2 separate regions of the Homo sapiens genome follow, and region 2 is linked to region 1. The links are chromatin loops, found by intact Hi-C in ENCODE. Cell type or tissue: heart right ventricle. All regions are shown on one strand. Each heading gives the region's core, and the rest is flanking DNA. Links, peaks and the distances in the headings are about the cores only. Region 1 overlaps MICALL1 (MICAL like 1). Region 2 overlaps EIF3L (eukaryotic translation initiation factor 3 subunit L).

Evidence for each region. Peaks named below come from ENCODE experiments on the same cell type or tissue, not always from the same donor. Only the 100,000 strongest peaks of a DNase experiment are listed, where the experiment ranks them.
Region 2: a loop joins it to region 1, with 1.9 times the contacts of the local background. A loop is called at or near these places in 62 of 110 quality-filtered maps.

The regions. Positions count from the first base shown.
Region 1 is chr22:37,927,824-37,938,774 of GRCh38, forward strand. It overlaps MICALL1 (MICAL like 1), which reads left to right. Exons shown (of 16, transcript NM_033386.4): 9 at 1-3; 10 at 3,976-4,110; 11 at 4,730-4,856; 12 at 4,975-5,065; 13 at 5,216-5,289; 14 at 9,257-9,371; 15 at 9,923-9,969. Among named protein-coding and RNA genes, the nearest start is that of C22orf23, 20 kb to the right of the region's middle. RefSeq lists enhancers at 5,209-6,011, 6,012-6,813. In heart right ventricle, for the core only: CTCF peaks have their summits at 3,037 (motif pointing left), 6,283 and 6,507; DNase peaks (open chromatin) are centred at 3,012, 5,253 and 6,268; H3K27ac peaks cover 1,623 bases.
Region 2 is chr22:37,880,045-37,890,995 of GRCh38, forward strand. EIF3L (eukaryotic translation initiation factor 3 subunit L) reads left to right here. Exons shown (of 13, transcript NM_016091.4): 12 at 6,721-6,801; 13 at 8,382-9,363. The coding sequence ends at 8,420. Among named protein-coding and RNA genes, the nearest start is that of MICALL1, 21 kb to the right of the region's middle. RefSeq lists a silencer at 34-193. In heart right ventricle, for the core only: a CTCF peak has its summit at 7,932 (motif pointing right); no DNase peak of the experiment used is centred there; H3K27ac peaks cover 1,085 bases.

The DNA.
Region 1 (10,951 bases), core at 1,892-9,891:
AAGGTGAGTGCCCCCTCACCCTCACTAAAAGTGACATCCTCTCTAGTGGATGCGGGTCTGGTCTCAGGGCAGAAATGTCCAGGGCCTTTTCTTAATTTTTTTGAGATGGAGTCTCTCTCTGTCACCCAGGCTGGAGTGCAGTGGCGCGATCTTGGCTCACTGCAAGCTCTGCCTCCTGGGTTCACGCCATTCTCCTGCCTGAGCCCCCAAGTAGCTGGTACTACAGGCGCCCACCACCACGCCCGGCTAATTTTTTGTATTTTTAGTAGAGTGGGGTTTTCACCCCGTTAGCCAGGATGGTCTCGATCTCCTGACCTCGTGATCCGCCTGCCTCAGCCTCCCAAAGTGCTGGGATTACAGGCATGAACCACCATGCTTGGCCTTCTTTTTTATTTTTTTTTGAGACGGAGTCTCGCTCTATCACCCAGCCTGGAGTGCAGTGGTGTGATCTCGGCTCTCTGCAAGCTCCGCCTCCCAGGTTCACACCATTCTTCTGTCTCAGTCTCCCGAGTAGCTGGGACTACAGGCGCCCGCCACCATGCCCAGCTAATTTTTTGTATTTTTAGTAGAGACGGGGTTTCACCGTGTTAGCCAAGATGGTCTCGATCTCCTGACCTCACGATCCACCCGCCTTGGCCTCCCAAAGTGCTGCAATTACAGGCGTGAGCCACTGCCCCCGGCTGTCTAGGGCCTTTTCTATCTTTACTGGCCTCTGACTTCCTGAGTGGCCTTGGCCAGTCTATCTACCCATTACCCACTCTGTCCAATGAGGCACAAACCCGTCTGTCCATGCTTCCATCCATCTGCCAGAGCTCCCACCTATCTATCCACCTGTCCACAAACATAGCCTCCCAGGTCTTATGTATCAGGGCCCCTGTTTGCCTCCCATCCCCTCCACTTGCCTATTTGGGTTCCACTCACCAGCCACCAGTCATCCCGTATTGTCTGTCCGCTCTTCCATTCACTCAGGCTCTACTGATGCCAGACCCTGGGCAGAGTTGTATTAAAACCCTATCCTGGCTGGGCGTGGTGGCTCACACCTGTAATCCCAGCACTTTGGAGGCTGAGGCAGGCAGGTCACTTGAGGATAGGAGTTTGAGACCAGCCTGGCCAACATGGTGAAACCCCATCTCTACTAAAAATACAAAAATTAGCCAGGTGTGGTGGCAGGCACCTGTAATCCTGGCTACTTGGGAGGCTGAGGTAGGAGAATTGCTTGAACCTGGGAGGTGGAGGTTGTAGTGAGCTGAGATGGCCCACAGCCTGGGCAACAGAATGAGACTCTGTCTCAGAAAAAAAAAAGACCCTGTCTTTGGCCTCCAGGGGCTCACGATCTGCTCAGGGAGATAGGCATAATGGGCATTTTGGAAGGTGACCTAGAGTAGAGCACAGAGGGGAGGGATTCACTCCCTTCTGCAGAGACCTGGGTCTCCCCGCCATGGAACAGGGGAGCTGGGGTCTCTGAATGCCTCCCATGTGCATGGCTGCCTGGGCTCCACAGGTCATGTGGACATAGTGGTCCCTGTCCCCAAGGCGCTCCCAGCCAGGTCAGGGGGAGGTGCTATAATGTACATGCTGCTGTGTGTGGAGTTTGTAGTGGGCAGGGGGTCAGCCCTCAACAGGCAGAAGGACCCAGGACACACAGCTTTCTTGGGTGCTTCTGTTGTGTGCCATGAGGGGTGTTTACCGAGGAGAGCAGACGTGGCCCTATCCTGTCCTCCTGCTCCCTTGCTGGGCTCTGTCTTTTCTCAGGTGACATGGGCGTGGGGAGGTTCTGGCTGGGCACCCATCCAGGCTGCTCCTGTTCCAGGTATGCTGTGTGCTGTGGGCTCACCTGTTTCTCAGCCCCATACTGAGAACCTGGGGATTGCCTGGGCTCAGTACTTTCCTCTGGGCACCCAGTTCATGAGGGCCCTGTCTTGCAGCCACAGCGCCTTTGGATGGCCCAACGCTCTGCAGGCCTCTGAGCTCCCAAGGCTCATCTGGCCCCAGGTAGAGGGTGGCAGGACAGCCTTTGTGGGGCAGCTGAAGTTGTAGCCTGACCCTGCCCATGTGCCTCAGGCATCGTTGAACCTTCCCTGGTCCCGGCAAGAGCCTCTTGGGCATTGATTCTGGCTCTGCCTCCCACCTGCTGTGTGTCCTTGAGCAGGCCCCATCCTCCTCTGGGCCTCGGGCTCCCACAGATGGTGAGGGGCTGGCGGCACCAAGTGTCCTGAGTGCTCGAAAGACCCCCTGGTTCCTTGGTGGTGGAGGGCACGGGGGTGGGTCACCTTCGGATTCTCGTGTTTCGTGTCCTGGGCTGCGTGAATATTGGTCTGAAGTTTTGGGGCTGAGAAAAGGCTGAAAACCTTTGAGGGGCTCAGGGGCTTTGGGCTGCTTGGCTCTGCTGGCCCCTCTGGGTGTGTTAGAGGGAGGGGGCAGAACCCCGGGTGCACTTGCTTGTGGGGAACCCCTGTCCCACTGTCACCCCAGGATTAGGGGAGACTTTCAGAGGCAGTGGGGGCCTTGGGGTGCCACCCTGGGTCATTGGGTGGGTGCTGCCCTGTGGGAGCCAAGCCCTGGCTTCTTGCTGTGCCCAGACCTGGGCCCCAGCACCCTCCCTGCTTCAGAAACCCCAGAGCAGCTCCCACCCCGAGAGCCTCTCTCCCTGGGCTGGCACAGGCCTCCACCTGCTCCGCAGCTGCCGAGGGAAAGCTGGGTCAGTGCTTCTTGGAGCATCCCAGGTCTCAGGTGAGGCCTCTGTAAGGGGCTCGCAGTGACGTCTGTTTCCAATGAGCTGGGAAGAGTGGTTGGGAAATAGTGACATTGCCCGTGTGGTGGGCAGGGCCTTGCCGTGCCCTGGCAGTGGAGCTGCCCGGCCTGTGCTGGCCTCAGAGAGGGCGGGGGTCTCCCCAGAGGCACGGAAGGATGCAGAGCCTGGGCTCTGGGTGTGTGGGTACTGGGCTGTGCAGCAGAGGATGAGATCTTTCTCTGGCAGGGAGGGAGGTACCCTCTGACTCCATCTGCTGGTCAAACACTTCCTGGCTGGGTGACCCTGGGTGAGGAACTTCACCTCTCTGAGCCTCAGAGTCCCCAGCGGGGAGAGGGTGGTTATGAGGCCTGAATGAACTACCATAGCTCTGTCTTGCCTTAAACCCAATGCCATTCTGTGCTTCTAGGGAAACCCCTGCCCTCTTTGAGGCTAGCACAGCCAGGCACCCCCACCAGTGGGGCACAGTAGGGCACTGCCTGCCACATGGGCAAGGTTCTAACCACTACCCCTCAATGCTAGATGGCTGCCCAGGCCCTGAAACAGACAGATTCTCACCCCAGCTTGGGCTCATGGGAAGTGTGTGGCCGTGAGCAAATGACTTAACCTCTCTGAACTTGAGTTTACTCAGCTGTGAAATGGTCATTGTAATATCCACTTGGCAGGGTGGTTGGGAGAATTAAACAAGAATGTATAAAAAGGCCAGGTGTGGTAATCCCAGCACTTTGGAAGGCCAAGGCAGGAGGATCACTTGAGCCCAGGAGTTTGGGACCAGCCTGGGCAACAAAGTGAGAACCTGTCTTTACAAAAAAAAAAAAGTAAATACAAAAAATTAGCCAGGCGTGGTGGTGCAAGCCTGTAGTCCCAGCTTCTCGAGAGGCTGAGCTGGGAGGATTGCTTGAGCCCCAGGAGGCTGAGGCTGCAGTGCAGCCATGGTTATGCCACAGCTGCACCCAGCCTGGTGACAGAATGAGACTGTCTCCAAAAAGTGTAAAAAGTATCCAGTGCAGTAACTGACACACGGGAAGAGCTCTGGAAAAGGAAATGGAAATGTTTATTGAATGACTGAGTGCATCAGAGACGGAATTCAAGGAGACTGTCTCTTTGCCTGGGTCCTGCTGGCCCTGGAGTGCTGGCCTGCTTTCCATGTTCCCAAATATGAGGCTGCTGGGGTCTCACGTGCCCTCTTCCCAGGCTCACCCTCTGTCATGTCTCCTTCCCTTTAGTCCTCCTGCAAGGAGAATCCTTTTAACCGGAAGCCATCACCTGCAGCGTCCCCAGCCACAAAGAAGGCCACCAAGGGATCCAAGCCAGTGAGGCCACCTGCCCCTGGACACGGCTTTCCACTCATCAAACGCAAGGTACCAGCTGGGAGCCCCCCGAGACCAGGCTGGCCTGGGCTGGCAACCCCCACTCTGCAGCTGCAGTCTTCCCCTGGGACTCTAAGGAGGCTGGCTGGCTAGGCAGTGGGCCTCAGATGCTCAAGAGAGCACTCTTGGCGGCCCAACTGGAAGGTCTAGCTTGCAGCCTGGAGGGATTTGGAGCAGATCAGCCCTTCACCACCAAAAGCAGTGGGTGGTGCATTTAATTTGTTACTAACAAGTTCAAGTATCAAGCACTCATGATAACACTGCTACTTAAGCTGATTAGAGTGTTCTCAAGTTTATCTCTGTAATAAGGTCACTCTCACTGACATTGTGATACCCTTTCTGGAGTGGCAGAGAGGAGGCGTTTCCGTGAAGGGCAGGGAGTCATGCCACCTTCTGGAGTGTCTGTTGGTGCTGGGACCAGTGGCATGCAGGGTTGTGGCTGTCCCCACACTGGCCCCTTCCCCACTGGGACCCTGCCTTCTTACCATGCTGGGGTGGGGGACAGGGCCCGGGCCCTGGAGCCACCAGTGGCCAATGCTGGCCAGAGAAGAGGGCAAGGCTCCTGGCAGCAACCAGGCAGGCCGTCAGGTGACCAGGCACTGTTGGGCAGGTCCAGGCTGACCAGTACATCCCTGAGGAGGACATCCATGGAGAGATGGATACCATTGAGCGCCGGCTGGATGCCCTGGAGCACCGTGGGGTGCTGCTGGAGGAGAAGCTGCGTGGCGGCCTGAATGGTGCGGGAGCGGCTGGGAGGGCCTGCTGGGTGGGGCTGGGGGCAGGAGCCTCTATTCCCCGGGGAACTGAGCCAGGCATGGCAGCCAGCCCTGGCCTCAGTGGGTATCTGGCTTCCAGAGGGCCGTGAGGATGACATGCTGGTGGACTGGTTCAAGCTCATCCACGAGAAGCACCTACTGGTGCGGCGAGAGTCCGAGCTCATCTATGTGTGAGTCCCCCCGCCTGGGGCATCCCTCCCTGGAATCCGTAGAGCTTAGAATGGAGAACCCTTACCCTCTTCCCTCATCAGTAACAGCGCAGGGCAGGGCAGCCGGGGCTCGGGCAGAATTGTTAAGAGTCACCTTATTCCCACCCCTAGCTTCAAGCAGCAGAACCTGGAGCAGCGCCAGGCTGATGTCGAGTATGAGCTCCGGTGCCTCCTCAATAAGCCAGGTGAGTGCAGCCACTGGCACTCCCCTGGCACCTGCCCTGGGGCCTGGTGACACGGAGGAGTGGGGGAGCGGGCAGACAAAACCCCAGTAGGATGCACAGGCAGACTGGGGACAGGGCCAGAGGAGGAGGTGCGGGGCAGGGCTGTCTGGGTCACCCCCAAGGATGGGAGAGACTGTAACAGGCAGTAAGCTGGCTGGGGCTGTGGTAGGAGAAGGAACCGCACAGACAGTGTAGGGTGTGGACGTCCGAGGGACCAGGGATGACAGGCTCTCAGTGAATGAAGATCAGGCCCAGGACCAGCCCAGCCTGTTTTGTGCGTGGGTCAGACTGTTCCTTCTTCTGCCACTAACTTGCTGTGTGACCTTGGGCAGGATTCTTAGCCTCACTGAGCCTCAGTGGCTTCAGGTGTAAGATGGGAATGAAGGTCCCCACGTCCTCGGGTGTTCTTGGGACCAGGAGACAGTGGACGTGGACTCTGTACCCTCTGAAGGGCTGATGGCTGATGGTTACCATGTGGCCGAGTTGGGGTTTGGTGAGGAGGGCTCCTCACACGCCCTGTGACCGTGGAATGCAGTGAACCGCAGCTGCAGGCAGAGACCCCAGGACTATGGAGATTCCAGAGTTGGGAGCCAAAGCTTTTGACCACTTTCTTATGGCTCAGGCATGGTGCCAGCCCTGGGCAAGGGCCATCTTGACAGATGGGAAGTGGAGGGCCAGAGAGGTCAAGGGACTTGGCTGTTGGTGACGGGGCTGGGCTTCCATCCATGTCTCTGATCTGGGGCTGTCCCTGCACACACAGCCCCTCCAGACTGTGGGGATGGTGGCAGGGGAACTGTCTACTGACTGGGGAATTTGGGAGGCTGGAGTGTCCCAGGGGAAGCCACAGAATGTCCCAGGCTTCCACTGCCTTGTGTGAGTCACTCCCAACTCTGCAGGAGGCTGGGGCGTGGCCACCACTCAGAGCCACAGCGGCGCCCTGTGGCCAGAGCGGGCACGGCTCCTCTGCCTCCCTGGCTAGCCCGGCCCCAGGGCTTACTGTGGCTTTTCCAGCCCCCGTGTGGTGGCTGTGCGTCCCGGGCTTGTCAGCCTGTCCCGGATGTTGCTTTTGGAAGGTGAAGCTGGTGTATGAGGCTCCGAGTACAGTACACCATGAGGGCCATTGCTTGGGGGCATCAGGCTGCCAGGTTCAAATACCAGCTCCACCTTCACTGTGTGACACTGGTCAAAGATTTCATGTCCCTGAGTCTCAGTTTCCCCACGTGTAGACTGGGGACATAACTTACCCAGGCCCCAGATATGGAAAATGGCAAAGTGGGATTCAAACTTGGGTGGTGATTTGGAGGCCCTGCTCTGTCCCCAGAACCAGGTTGGGCCACCTGCTCCTCAATTTTGGCAAGGTGAGGCCATAGGGGAAAGGGGCAGTGGCTGAGGGGGCTTCAGGATATTTATTTATTTATTTTGGGGGGGGGTATTTATTTATTTATTATTATTATTTTTTTTTTGAGACAGAGTCTCACTCTGTCGCCCAGGCTGGAGTGCAGTGGCGCGATCTCGGCTCACTGCAAGCTCTGCCTCCCGGGTTCACGCCATTTTCCTGCCTGAGCCTCCCAAGTAACTGGGACTACAGGCGCCTGCCACCACGCCCGGCTAATTTTTTGTGTTTTTAGTAGAGACCAGGTTTCACCATGTTAGCCAGGATGGTCTCGATCTCCTGACCTTGTGATCCACCCACCTTAGCCTCCCAAAGTGCTGGGATTACAGGCATGAGCCACTGCGCCTGGCTCTATTTATTTATTTATTTTATTTTATTTATTTATTTATTTTTATTTTATTTTTTGAGATGGAGTCTCACTCTGTTGCCCAGGCTGGAGGGCAGTGGCACAATCTCGGCTCACTGCAAGCTCCGCCTCCCCAGGTTGACACCATTCTCCTGCCTCAGCCTCCCTAGTAGCTGGGACTACAGGCACCTGCCACCCCGCCCGGCTAATTGTTTGTATTTTTAGTAGAGACGGGGTTTCACCATGTTAGCCAGGATGGTCTCGATCTCCTGACCTCGTGATCCACCCGCCTCCGCCTCCCAAAGTGCTAGGATTACAGGCGTGAGCCACCGCGCCAAGCCCTGGCCCTATTTGTTATTATTATTATTTTATTTTATTTTATTTTTTTGAGTCAGAGTCTCGCTCTGTCGCCTAGGCTGGAGTGCAGTGGCACGATCTTGGCTTACTGCACGCTCCGCCTCCTGGGTTTACGCCATTCTCCTGCCTCAGCCTCCCGTGTAGCTGGGACTACAGGCGCCCGCCACCACACCCGGCTAATTTTTGTATTTTTAGTAGAGACAAGGTTTCATCGTGTTAGCCAGGATGGTCTTGATCTCCTGACCTCGTGATCCGCCCACCTCGGCCTCCCAAAGTGCTGGGATTACAGGCGTGAGCCACCGCACCCGGCCTATTATTTTTTTGAGATGGAGTGTCACTGTGACATCCAGGCTGAAGTGCAATGGCGTGAACTCAGCTCACTGCAACCTCCGCCTCCCAGGTTCAAGCGATTTTCCTGCCTCAGCCTCCCCAGTAGCTGGGATTACAGGCGCCCACCACCACGCTTGGCTAAGGATATTTACTTTTTTTTTTTTTTTTTTGAGACAGAGTCTCACTCTGTTGCCCAGGCTGGAGTGCAGTGGCGTGATCTGAGCTCACTGCAACCTCCACCTCCCAGGTTCAAGCAATTCTCCTGCCTCAGCCTCCCTAGTAGCTGGGATTTCAGGTGTGTGCCACCACACCCCGCTAATTTTTGTATTTTTAGTAGAGACGAGGTTTCACCATTTGGCCAGGCTGGTCTCGAACTCCTGACCTCTGGTGATCCACCTGCCTCGGCCTCCCAAAGTGCTGGGATTACAGGAGTGAGCCACCGGGCCCGGCCTAGGATATTTATTTGAAGCCAGGGAAGCCTGTGGCGGTAGATGTTGTGGAGGGAAGGCCAAGTGTGGGCACTCATCCCTGGAGCCTGCAGGCTGGGGGAGGGGGAAATACTAGGGCCCCAGTGGGCCCCTGGGGGTGGTCCTGTGGGTTGGCTGGGGCCTTGAGAGGAAAGGAGGCAGGAGGGGCAGCAGGTGTGCCCAGCTTCAGGGGAGCCTCCTGCTGGGCTCCCTGCCCCCAGCATCCCCTCTAGTCTACCTTCCTCCACAGCCTTGGATAAATGTCCCAGTATGTCACTTGGGTTGTGTTGCTTCTCCTGCTGGAGGAGCCCTGGGGTTCCCTGTTGTCTCCTCGCCCCTGCCCCACTCTGTCCCTCCTGAATCTTGCCTCCCGCCAGAAGCCACCTAGTGAACATTTGTTGAATGGATGAATGAACATGAGCATGAGACCCTTGGTGCTGCCCTGTTCTTGCAGTAGGTGCTGTGCTGGCCCTGCTGGGGCCCCTTGCAGGGCTCTTTGGTAGGCAGCCTGGTGTCCTTGGTCTCTTCTGTCACAACTTTCTTTTCCCTAAGAACTTGTAGGCCCTGGCCGGGCGCGGTGGCTCACGCCTGTAATCCCAGCACTTTGGGAGGCTGAGACGGGTGGATCACGAGGTCAGGAGATCGAGACCATCCTGGCCAACATGGTGAAACCCTGTCTCTACTAAAAATATAAAAAATTAGCTGAGCGTGGTGGCAGGTGCCTGTAGTCCCAGCTACTCGGGAGGCTGAGGCAGGAGAATGGCGTGAACCCGGGAGGCGGAGCCTGCAGTGAGCCAAGATCACGCCACTGCACTCCAGCCTGGGCGACAGAGTGAGACTCCGTCTCAAAAAAAAAAACAAAAAAAAAAGAACTTGTAAGCCCCACCTATCGGGGCCCTTCCTTTCTGCGCTTAGTTTCTTGCATGGTATTTAGCATGGGGCTGGCCTGCCGCACTTAGGCAGTGGCTCCTGGTGGCCTGGGGAGGAAGAGGGCTTTCCTACCACTCATGCCCCCTAACTTTTCTCCCTGGGCAGAAAAGGACTGGACGGAGGAGGACCGGGCCCGGGAGAAGGTGCTGATGCAGGAGCTTGTGACCCTCATTGAGCAGCGCAACGCTATCATCAACTGCCTGGATGAGGACCGGCAGAGGTGACATGGCCAGGGGTGGGGGGTCCTGGGGGCAGGGCCAGAGCAGGTCAGGCTCTGGGCCTCATGGGTGGGGCAGCTCCCTGGAGAGCCAAAGACACAGTCCACGCCTCAGGCCAGGCCAGCCCTGCCCTCCTACCAGCGATCCCAGTGCACCGTTGCTCAGCCCTGTGTGGACAGAGAGGGCATCTGCTCCTTCCTCCCGTAGGACTCTCAGCTGCCGCTGCTTTTTTTTTTTTTTTTTTTTTTGAGACAGCGTTTCACTCTTGTTGCCCAGGCTGGAGTGCAATGGCATAACCTCGGCTCACTACAACCTCTGTCTCCCAGGTTCAAGCGATTCTCCTACCTCTGCCTCCCGAGTAGCTGGGATTACAGGCATGAGCCACCACACCCAGCTACTTTTTGTATTTTTAGTAGAGATGGGGTTTCACCATGTTGGCTAGGCTGATCTCGAACTCCTGACTTCAGGTGATCCACCCACCTTGGCCTCCCAAAGTGCTGGGATTACAGGTGTGAGCCACCACGCCCAGCTTAACTGCTGCTGCTTATTTCAGGGAGGAAGAGGAAGACAAGATGTTGGAAGCCATGATCAAGAAGAAAGGTGAGGCCCTTGCTGGGGATGAGGCTGGTGAGCACTTGAACTTCGGCATTGGGGTTGGAAGGGAGGGACTGGTTGAAGGGAGGGTTGGAGTGGGCACTACCAGGATGGCTGTGCACAAACTCCGCAGCCTCTGTTGTGCAGAGAGGGCTGTGTGTAGCAAGAGAGGCCAGCATACAGCCAGGAAGGCTGTGGCTTAGGCTTGGAGGGTAGCCGTGGGATGCCCTGATGCCTACAGAGACGACTGTGGTATATGGGAGGCATCTTCCCAGGGTGGATTTGCCCTCAGCTGTGCATTCCCCCTTGAGATCTGCAGCTGGTTTTGTTGGAGTCCGTGGGCCCAAATAGCAGTGCTTCCTGGGGACCAAGTGGTGCTTGAAACAGTTAAAAGAGTACTGGACAGGAGATCAAGACCATCAGGGCTAACACGGTGAAACCCCGTCTCTACTAAAAATACAAGAAATTAGTCAGGCGTGGTGGCGAGAGCTTGTAGTCCCAGCTACTCGGGAGGCTGGGGCAGGAGAATGGTGTGAACCCGGGAGGTGGAGCTTGCAGTGAGCCGAGATCACGCCAGTGCACTCCAGCCTGGGTGACAGAGCGAGACTCAGTCTCAAAAAAAAAAAAAAAAAAAGTACTGGACTGTAAGTCAAAGGATTTTTTTTCTTTTCTTTTTTTTTTTTTTGAGACAGAGTCCCACTCTGTTGTTTAGGCTGGAGTGCAGTGGTGTGATTTTGGCTTACTGCAATCTCTGCCTCCTAGGTTCAAGCAATTCTCCTGTCTCAGCCTCCTGAGTTGCTGGGACTACAGGCGCATGCCATCACACCCAGCTAATTTTTTTTTTTTTTTTTTTGAGACAGAGTCTTGCTTTTGTCACCCAGGCTGGAGTGCAGTGGTACGATCTCAGCTCACTCAACCTCCGCCTCCCAAGTTCAAGCAATTCTGCTTCAGCTTCCTCAGTAGCTGGGATTAGCTGCCACCACACCCG
Region 2 (10,951 bases), core at 2,952-10,951, 47 kb before region 1:
CCCGCCTCGGCCTCCCAGAGTGCTAGGATTACAGGCGTGAGCCATCGCGCCCGGTATTATTTTATTTTTATTTTATTTTATTTTATTTTGAGATGTCTCGCTCTGTCGCCTAGGCTGGAGTGCAGTGGCGCGATCTCAGCTCACTGTAAGCTTCACCTCCCAGGTTCACGCCATTCTCCTGCCTCAGCCTCCCGAGTAGCTGGGACTACAGACACCCGCCACCACACCTGGCTAATTTTTTGTATTTTTTAGTAGAGACGGGGTTTCACTGTGTTAGCCAGGATGGTCTCAATCTCCTGACCTCGTGATCCACCCACCTCGGCCTACCAAAGTGCTGAGATTACAGGCGTGAGCCACTGCATCCGGCTCTCTTTTTTGAGACAAGGTCTCACTCTGGTTGCCCAGGCTGGAGTGCAGTGGTGTGATCTCAGCTCACTGCAGCCTCAACTTCCTGGGTTCAGGTGATTGTCCTACCTCATCCTCCCAAGTAGCTGAGATTACAGGCGCACGTCACCACGACTGGCTAATTTTTGGTATTTTTAGTAGAGATGGGGTTTGGCCATGTTGCCCAGCCTGGTCTCGAACTCTGATATGTGCCACTGTTCCCAGCCGATTTTAAGTTTTTACTTTATAGAAACAGGGTCTCACTTTGTTGCCCAGGCTAGTTTCAAGTGATCCTCCTACCTTGGCCTCCCAAAATGCTGGGATTACTGGTGTGAGCCACTGCGCCTGTCCTGTCCTGATGTCTAACATCTTGGATTAGTGCTGCCTGTTTGTGAACTTTATATAATGGAATTACACAGTATGTACTCTTTAAGTCTGGCTTCTTTTGCTCAACGTTATAATTGAGTGAGTCACCGTCCATTGTGTGTAGCAGTGATTCCTTCATGTTTATTGTTCTGTGATAGTCCAGCATCTGCTGTTGTTATTGTACTGCAGTTTATCCATTCTCCCATTGATTAACGTTTGGATGGTTTGTATATTACAAAAAATACAAGTAAGGTTTTTACAGAGTGGCTAGTAATACATTTATATATGCCTATGTATGCCTCAAGTTCTTTCCAGAAGGATACACAAGCAACATAGCAGTAGCTTCCTCTCAGGAGGGGAGGTGGGTTGAAGAACAGTGTTAGTTTTCACTGGCACTTTTAAGTTCAAGCTGGACATTTTAATGTCTGATGAGATTTTCATTTTTATTTATTTATTTAGAGACAGAGTCTCATTGTATCACTCAGGCTGTAGTGCAGTGATGTGATCTTGGCTCACTGCCACCTCCGCCTCCTGGGTTCAAGCAATCCTTCTGTCTCAGCCTCCTGATTAGCTGGGACTACAGGCGCTGATGAGCTGATGAGGTTTTTAAAAGAATTGTTTTCTTTTTTTTTAGACTGAGTCTTGCTCTTGTTGCACAGGCTGGAGTGCAATGGCACAATCTTGGCTCACCGGAACCTCTGCCTCCCGGGTTCAGGCGATTTTCCTGCCTCAGCCTCCCGAGTAGCTGGGATGTACAGGGATGCGCCACCATGCCCAGCTAATTTTGTATTTTTAGTAGAGACAGGGTTTCTCCGTCTTGGTCAGGCTGGTCTCGAACTCCCGCCCTCAGGTGATCTGCCCGCCTCGGCCTCCCAAAGTGCTGGGGTTACAGACATGAGCCACCACACACGGCCGTCAGCCCAGGTTTTCTAAGATCAGCAAATGTCCATAGGGCAGAGGGGGTCTTCTGTGCTTTTCTTAGAATGGTTTCTTTTTTCCCAAAATGTTCTGTTACTATCTTGTCAGCTCTTTGATGCTGTAAGTTTTTTTCTAATATCCTGCATTTTTAATTGTTTTTGAAAGCATTTTGGGCCAGGTACAGTGGCTTATAGCTATAATCCCAATACTCTGGAAGGACGAGGCAGGAGAATTGCTTGAGCCCAGGAGTTCAAGACCAACCTGGGCAACAAACCAAGACCCTGTCTCTACTTTTTAAAAAGAGAAAAAGCATGCTGGGCATGATGGCTCACGCCTGTAATCCCAGCACTTTGGGAGGCCAAGGCGGGTGGATCACCTGAGGTCAGGAGATCAAGACCATCCTGGCCAGTATGGTGAAACCCTGTCTCTACTAAAAATATAAAAATTAGCCAGGCATGGTGGCACATGCCTGTAATCCCAGTAACTTGGGAGGCTGAGACAGGAGACTCACTTGAGCCCAAGAGACAGAGGTTGCAGTGAGCTGAGATCAAGCCACCGCATTCCAGCCTTTGTGACAGAGATGAGACTGCATCTTGAAAAAAAGAGAAAAAGCATTTTGGTCTAAATGTATTGTTGGAAATAGCACTTTTTGAGCAGTTCTTAAAAATACATAATTTTAGGCTGAGTGCAGTGGCTCATACCTGTAATCCTATCACTTTGGGAGGCCAAGGTGGGTAGATCATCAGAGGTCAGGAGTTCAAGACCTGCCTGTGCAACATGGTGAAACCCCGTCTCTACTAAAAATATTTAAAAAATTAGCCGGGCATGGTGGTGCGTTCCTGTAATCCCAGCTACTCGGGAGGCTGAGGCACGAGAATCACCTGAACCTGGGAAGCAGAAGCTGCAGTGAGCCGAGATTGTGCCACTGCACTCCAGCCTGGGCAACAGAGTGAGAGACTGTCTCAAAAAAAGAAAAAAACATAATTTTTATACATAATTTGCATGATAAGCCGGGCGCGTTGGTTCACGCAAGTAATCCCAGCACTTTGGGAGGCCGAGCTAGGCGGAACACGAGGTCAGGAGATCAAGACCGTCCTGGCCAATATGGTGAACCCCATCTCTACTAAAAATACAAAAATTAGCTGGGCGTGGTGGCGGGTGCCTGTAGTCCCAGCTACTTGGGAGGCTGAGGCAGGAGACTTGCTTGAACCTAGGAGGCGGAGGTTGCAGTAAGCCAAGATTGCACCACTGCACTCCAGCCTGGGCAACAGAGCGAGACTCCACTTCAAAAAAATAAAAAAAGGCTGGGCATGGTGGCTCACGCCTGTAATCCCAACACTTTGAGAGGCGAAGGTGGGCGGATCACTTGAGGTCAGGAGATCAAGACCAGCCTGACCAACATGAAGAAACCCCATCTCTACTAAAAATACAAAATTAGCCAGACGTGGCAGCGCATGCCTGTAATCTCAGCTACTCCGGAGGCTGAGGCAGGAGAATTGCTTGAACCCGGGAGGTGGAGGTTGCAGTGAGCCAAGATCGTGCCATTGCACTCCAGCCTGGGCAACAAGAGTGAAACTCCGTCTCAAAAAAAAAAAAAAAAAAAAAACTTGCATGATCCCAGCACTTTGGGAGGCTGAGGCAGGCAGATCACGAGGTCAGGAGATCAAGACCATCCTGGCTAACACGGTGAAACCCTGTCTCTACTAAAAATACAAAAAATTAACCGGGCATGGTGGTGGGCGCCTGTGGTCCCAGCTACTCGGGAGGCTGAGGCAGGAGAATGGTGTGAACCCGGGAGGCGGAGCTTGCAGTAAGCAGAGCTCGCGCCACTGCACTCCAGCCTGGGCGACAGAGCGAGACTCCATCTCAAAAAAAAAAATTGCAGGATATAAACTTCACCATTTTAAAATGTGCAATTTGGCCAGGTGTGATGCTTTACACCTATAATCCCAGCACTTTGGGAGGCCAAGGCTGGCAGATCACTTGAGACCAGGAGTTCAAGACCAGCCTGGCCAACATGGTGAAACCCCATCTGTACTAAAAATACACAAATTAGCTGAGTGTGGGGGCGCATGCCTGTAATACCAGCTACTTGGGAGGCTGAGGCACAAGAATCGCTTTAGCCTAGGAGGTGGAGGTTGCAGTGAGCCAAGATCATGCCACTGCACTCCAGCCTGAGTGACAGAGTGAGACCCTGTCTCCATAAATAAATAGAATGAATGAATGAATGAATGAAGAATTCAGTGGTTATTAGTATGTTCACAGTGTTTTGCAACCATCTCCACTGTCTAATTCCAAAACATTTCTGTCCCCCCAAAAAGAAACTCCCTACCCACTAGCAGTCACTCGCAGTTCCCCAGTTCCCCCTTTCTGCCATCCCCTAGCAAACCCCTAATCTGCTTTGGTCTCTCTGCATTTGACATTTCAGATAAATGGAATCATGTAATATATGGACTTTTGTGTTTGGGTCCTTTCACTGAGCATGTCTTCAAGTTTCATCCATATTATAGCATGTGTCAGTACATTCCTTTTATAGCTGAATAATATCCCATGTATTAATGTACTGCATTTTGTTTATCCATTTGTTGTTGCACATTTGGGGTTTTTGGTTTTTGGGGGTTTTTTGTTCCTTTTTTCACTTTTTGGCTTATGAATAGTGCTGCTGTGAATATTCATCTAGAAGTTATTGTGTGAACATATGTTTTTAATTTTCAGATATATATCTAGTTGTGGAATTTCTAGGTCAGTTTGGGTAGTTTGTTTTTGAAAGTTCATTTTGCTTTAAAATAAATACTCTCATTTCATTTTTATGGCTTCTGGAAGACTTGGTTTTTGCCATAAGTTAGCTAGCCCGATACAAACAGATTTGCCAAAAGTAATAACACGTCAGTAGTGGAAGTTTTCCAGTGTTTTAAATCATGCTTTTATAAATCAAAGAAAACTGAGCCAGGCTTCGTAGCGTGTACTTGTAGTCCCAGCTATGGGAGAGAGTCCCTTATAGCCCCTGCCTTAGGACGCTGAGGCAGGAGGATGGCTTGAGCCCAGGCGTTTGAGGCTGCAGTGACCTAAGATCTTACCACTGCAGTGCAGCCTGGGTAACAAAGTGAGACCCTGCCTCTAAAAATAAATAAATATATAAATAAATAAAAATAAAGAAAACTTTCTCCCTTGCCAGGATCATGTCAAGCCTTTTTTTTTTTTTTTTTTTTTTTTTTTTTTAAGATAGCATCTTAATCCTCCAGTTGTCCAGGCTGGAGTGCAGTGGCAAAATCACAGCTCACTGCAGCCTCAACTCCCGGGGGCTCAGGTGATCCTCCTATCTCAGCTTCTCAAGTAGCTGGGACTACAGGACTGCACCACCACATCTTGCTAATTTTTGTATTTTTTGTAGAGATGGGGTTTTACCATGTTGCCCAGCCTGGTCTCAAATACAAACTCTTGGGCTCGGGTAGTCTGCCCACCTCTGCCTCCCAAAGTGCTGGGATTGCAGGTGTGAGCCACCATGCCTGGCCTAGTTTTTTCTCAATACCTGACATATATACGTTCTTTGGCAATTATAGTAGCCTCCTGCATTCCTCTGTCACCTCTTAATTACCAGCCTAGCTATTCTCAACTAATCTGGGTAGTTTAACAAAACATTTCTCCTAAGAATTGGCTATTTGATTATTATTTAATTGCATGTTTTACTGTTATTCCTCTGTTGCTGGTTCAGGTTTGTCTTTGGCAAAGTGCTTCTTTTTTTTTTCCTTTTTGACTCTTCATTCTTAACTTGAAAGAAATCCTATCAGAGATTTAGAACGTTCTTAGATCTTAACCTAGGGGATATAGAAAATTTTAAAGTAAAATGGTGTTCAAAATATTTTCAGCTAAAAACAAAACTTAAAGATTGGACTAATTTGCAATTTTATCAACAGTGTAGGAGCATAAACTTTTTTTTTTTTTTTTTTTTGAGATGGAGTCTCACTTTGTCACCCAAGCTGGAGTGCAGTGACGCAGTCTCGGCTCACTGCAACCTCTCCCTCCTGGGATTACAGGTGCCCGCCACTACGCCCAGCTAATTTTTAGTAGAGATGGGGTTTCACCATGTTGGTCAGGCTGGTCTTGAATTCCCAACCTCCCAAAGTGCTGGGATTACAGGCGTGAGTCACCATGCCCAGCCAGCATAAACATCTTTATTCCCAAAATAAAAAAGACGAGGCTGGGCACGGTGGCTCACGCCTGTAATCCCAACACTTTGGGAGGCCAAGACGGGCGAATCATGAGGTCAGGAGATCGAGACCATCCTGGCTAACATGGTGAAACCCCGTCTCTACTAAAAACATACAAAAAAAATTAGCCAGGCATGGTGGCGGGTGCCTGTAGTCCCAGCTACTCGGGAGGCTGAGGCAGGAGAATGGTGTGAACTCGGGAGGTGGAGCTTGCAGTGAGCCGAGATCGCACCACTGCACTCCAGCCTGAGTGACAGAGCAAGACTCCATCTCAAAAAAAAAAAAAAGACTAGAAAATAAAAGACAAAAAAAAAGTCTAGAAAATAAAAGTACAAATGAATTGATAAAAAAAATATATATAAACTAGGCCGGGCACATTGGCTCATGCCTGTAATCCCAGCACTTTGGGAAGCTGAGGCGAGTGGATCACCTGAGGTCAGGAGTTTGAGACCAGCCTGATTAACATGGTAAAACCTCATCTCTACTAAAAATACAAAAATTAGCCAGGCAAGATGGCGGGAGCCTGTAATCCCAGCTACTTGGGAAGCTGAGGCAAGAGAATTGCTTGAACCCTGGAGGCGGAGGTTGCAGTGAGCTGAGATCATGCCATTGCACTCCAGCCTGGGCGACGAGCAAAACTCCATCTCAAAAAAAAAAAGAAAAGAAAAACTCTCTAGAAAGAGTGAGTTACTGTTAACTGGTGGTGTTTTTCCAGTGGTCTTTTCCCCACCTTTACATCTAACACTCACCATCATTATCACTTGCAAGTCCATGGTGGCTCCTGGGTTAGATGGCCCTGCTCCTCCACCTGGCTGCTCTTCCCTGACTGTGCTTTCCCCCACAGGACATGATCCACATCGCGGACACCAAGGTCGCCAGGCGTTATGGGGATTTCTTCATCCGTCAGATCCACAAATTTGAGGAGGTGAGAGATCTGAGAGAAGAGGGGTTTGTTGGCTCAGGACAGAGCTTAGGAACTGAATCGAGAGTTTACTTTTTTTTAATTTTTATTCCTTTATTTATTTTGAGATGGAGTCTTGTGCTGTCACCCATGCTGGAGTGCAGCGACGTGATCTTAGCTCACTGCAACCTCTGCCTCCTGGGTTCAAGCGAGTCTCCCTCCTCAGCCTCCCGCATAGCTGGAATTACAGGTGTGTGCCACCACACCCAGCTAATTTTTGTATTTATGGTAGAGATGGGGTTTCACCATGTTGGCCAGGCTGGTCTCCAGCTCCTGGCCTCAAGTGATCCAGTCCGTCTCAGCTTCCCAAAGTGTTGGGATTACAGGCATGAGCCACCATGCCTGGCCTTTTAAATTTTTCATTTCTGTTATTAAGAAAGCCTACTGCCCTCCAGCCTGGGCAACCGAGCAAGACCCTGTCTCAAGAAAAAAAAAAAAGAAAAAGAGGCCAGGTGCAGTGGCTCATGCCTGTAATCCCAGCACTTTGGGAGGCTGAATTTGAGATCAGGAGTTCAAGACCAGCCTGGCCACATGGTGAAACCTCATGTCTACTAAAAATTAAAAAAATTAGCTGGGTGTGGTGGTGCGCACCTGTAATCCCATCTACGCAGAAGGCTGAGGCAGGAGAATGATTTGAACCTGGGAGATGGAGGCTGCAGTGAGCAGAGATCATGCCACTGCAAAAGAAAGCTTGAGGTTGGCCCTTTAAATTTTCAAGCTAGACTGGCTGGCTGCTTGGGGTTTGGGGAGTGGGGTTGGGCCTGTAGGAATTGCTGCATCAGCCTTCTCCAGAGCATCTCTTTCCAAGATCTCCCTCTGCGGGTGGCCAGCTCTCCTCTCCCTCCCTGGTATTTCCTAATATGGGTGGATTCACTGCCTGCTCTTGCCCATCCCTCCCCGTTTGGCATTGTTTTCCAACTTAGACAGGTCTGGCTAGTTCCTGTAGGCTGGAGGACAGGAAGCTCTGTTTTGACATACTTGGTGCATTCCTTGTCTTGCCCTAGGAGAGGTCTTGTGGGTCAGGCCAAACACTGTAAGGGTGTGGGTCTCTCTTTGTGGCCATTGCTAGGGCTACTGTGTCCTGGTGCTTTGAGTTCTCCAGCAGAGGTCAGGCTCTTCCTGCAGGATCATAACAGCCCTGCTGCTCTTTTTACTTTCTGGCTGTTTAGATCACATCTGTCAGGGTGGTGGGCTAGGGCTGTCTTCTAACAAGGATCCTGTTCAAAGCTTCTCATTCTTCCCCTAACTGAACTAGTAACCTTGAAACGTCTGGCCAGTCTGAATCCTTTTTCTGTCAGATGGATAGAGCAGTGTTGTGTATGGGTTTGTTGAGTGTGAAGGGCAGATAAAAGAATAATCCGCGTGAACTGTGCAGGGCCATATGAATGTCACGGCTTTGCACACACATAGTGGACACCCACATCAGAAACTTCCTTTCTTGGCTTCAGAGGGGCAGCTGGGAATCTGACCTAGTGATCATACACACTGTAGGAAAGGGGTTGGGGAAATCCCCGTATGTAACTTTGCTTTTCTTTCTCTTCTAGCTTAATCGAACCCTGAAGAAGATGGGACAGAGACCTTGATGATATTCACACACATTCAGGAACCTGTTTTGATGTATTATAGGCAGGAAGTGTTTTTGCTACCGTGAAACCTTTACCTAGATCAGCCATCAGCCTGTCAACTCAGTTAACAAGTTAAGGACCGAAGTGTTTCAAGTGGATCTCAGTAAAGGATCTTTGGAGCCAGATTTGTCGTCTCATTATTGTAGGAGAGAATTTGTGGGTTGTGGCAGTAATACATTTCCCATGTGTCCTGATGCTTTCAGGATACATCAGTTGTTAGTGTTTAAATTGAGTTATTTTTATTTTGTGCTTTTGAGATGGAGTCTCACTCTGTCTCCCAGGCTGGAGTGCAGTAGCGTGATCTCAGTTCGTTGCATCCTCCGCTGCCCAGGTTCAAGCAGTTCTGCCTCAGCCTTCCAAGTAGCTGGGATTACAGGCGTGTGCCACCACACTCAGCTAATTTTTGTATTCTCAGTAGAGATGGGTTTTACCATGTTGGCCAGGCTGGTCTCGAACTCCTGGCCTCAAGTGATTCGCCTGCCTTGGCCTCCCAAAATGTGCTAGGATTACAGGCATGAGCCACCACGCCCCGCCTAAATTCAAAATCTTTTTGTTTTTTTTTAGACGGAGTCTCACTCTGTCGCCCAGGTTGGAGTGTACTGGCGCGATCTCGGCTCACTGCAAGCTCCACCTCCCAGGTTCCTGCCATTCTCCTGCCTCAGCCTCCCAAGTAGCTGGGACTACAGGCACCCGCCACCATGCCCGGCCAATTTTTTGTATTTTTTAGTAGAGATGGGGTTTCACCGTGTTAGCCAGGATGGTCTCAGATTTCCTGACCTCGTGATCTGCCCATCTCTGCCTCCTAAAGTACTGGGATTACAGGCGTGAGCCACCGTGCCCAGCCCTAAATTGAATTCTTAAATCCCTCTTGTTCATAAAGCAGTATATTTGGTTTACAGGACATTTTCACGTTCAGTATTTTGTTTGTGCGTCACAAGATCCTATGAACTTTAAATGACCTATAATTTTCATGACATATTTGTGGCAGTGCTGGGTCCTGGAAGGAAACTATTGAACACCTCCTACTGCCAGGAACTGTGCAAAGAGGGATCCATATACATTACTTACACCTTACAACTCAGGTTTAGTAGTAGTTCCTCATCTTATTGATGAGGAAATGAACCCACAGTAGTTAGTGACTTGATCAAGGTCACATTAGGCAGCTGCTGGAGCTGAGCTAAATGGTTTCCTGCCTACCCACAGTATTAATGCTATGCCTGTCACCCTATAGTGGGTACTTGGACTGGAAGCCCCTGCTTGCAAGTTGTCTCACATCTCTGCCTGGTTCCTTGTATATAAAATAAGGTTAGCAGGCCAGGCGCGGTGGCTCACGCCTGTAATCCCAGCACTGGGAGGCCGAGGCGGGCGGATCACAAGGTCAAGGAGATCGAGACCATCCTGGCTAACATGGCGAAACCCTGTCTCTATTAAAAATACAAAAAAATTAGCCGGGCGTGGTGGCGGGCGCCTGTAGTCCCAGCTACTCGGGAGGCTGAGGCAGGAGAATGGCGTGAACCCGGGAGGCGGAGCTTGCAGTGAGCCAAGAGATCGTGCCGCTGGACCCCAGCCTGGGTTACAGAGCGAGACTCCGTCTAAAAAAAATAAAAAATAAGTGTAGCAGAACCTGGCTCACTGGGCAGTGGTGACGAATAAATGAGAATGCTATTTTGAGTGCCCAGTGCAGTGCCTGGCCTATAATGGATGTTCAGTTACTGTTTCCCCACACTTGGAATTCGTAAGCTTTTCAGTATGCTCTTTTTCCCCATTGGTTTGATAATTATTATTGGGAACTGAATGGTGGTTCCCAAGAAGACATGTCCATATCCTAAGCCCTGGATGCCATCAGCATGACCTTATTTGTTTGGCTGGCATGCAGTGGCACGATCTCTGTTCACTGCAACGTCTGCCTCCCAGGTTCAAGCTATTCTACCTCAGCCTCCCAAGTAGTTGCATGCCACCATGCCTGGCTAATTTTTTGTATTTTTATTTTTGTTTATTTTTTTGAGACAGAGTTTTGATCTTATTGCCCAGGCTGGAGTGCAATGGCGCGATCTCGGCTCACTGCAACCTCCGCCTCCGGGGTTCAAGCGGTTCTCCTGCCTCAGCCTCCCAAGTAGCTGGGACTACAGGTGCACGCCACCACGCCTGGCTAATGTTTGTAGTTTTAATAGAGACGAGGTTTCGCGATGTTGGCCAGGCTAGTCTCGAACTCCTGACCTCAGGTGATCTGCCTGCCTCAGCCTCCCAAAGTGCTGGGATTATAGGCGTGAGCCACTGCGCCTGGCTTTTTGTATTTTCAGTAGAGACTGGGTTTCACCATGTTGGTCAGGTGGGTCTCAAACTCCTGACCTCAGATGATCACCCATCTCGGCCTCCCAAAGTGCTGGGATTACAGGCATGAGCCACAGTGCCCGGCCTTCTTTGTTTTGTTTTTGTTTTTGTTTTTGAGATGGAATCTCGCTCTGTCGCCCAGGCTGGAGTGCAGTGGT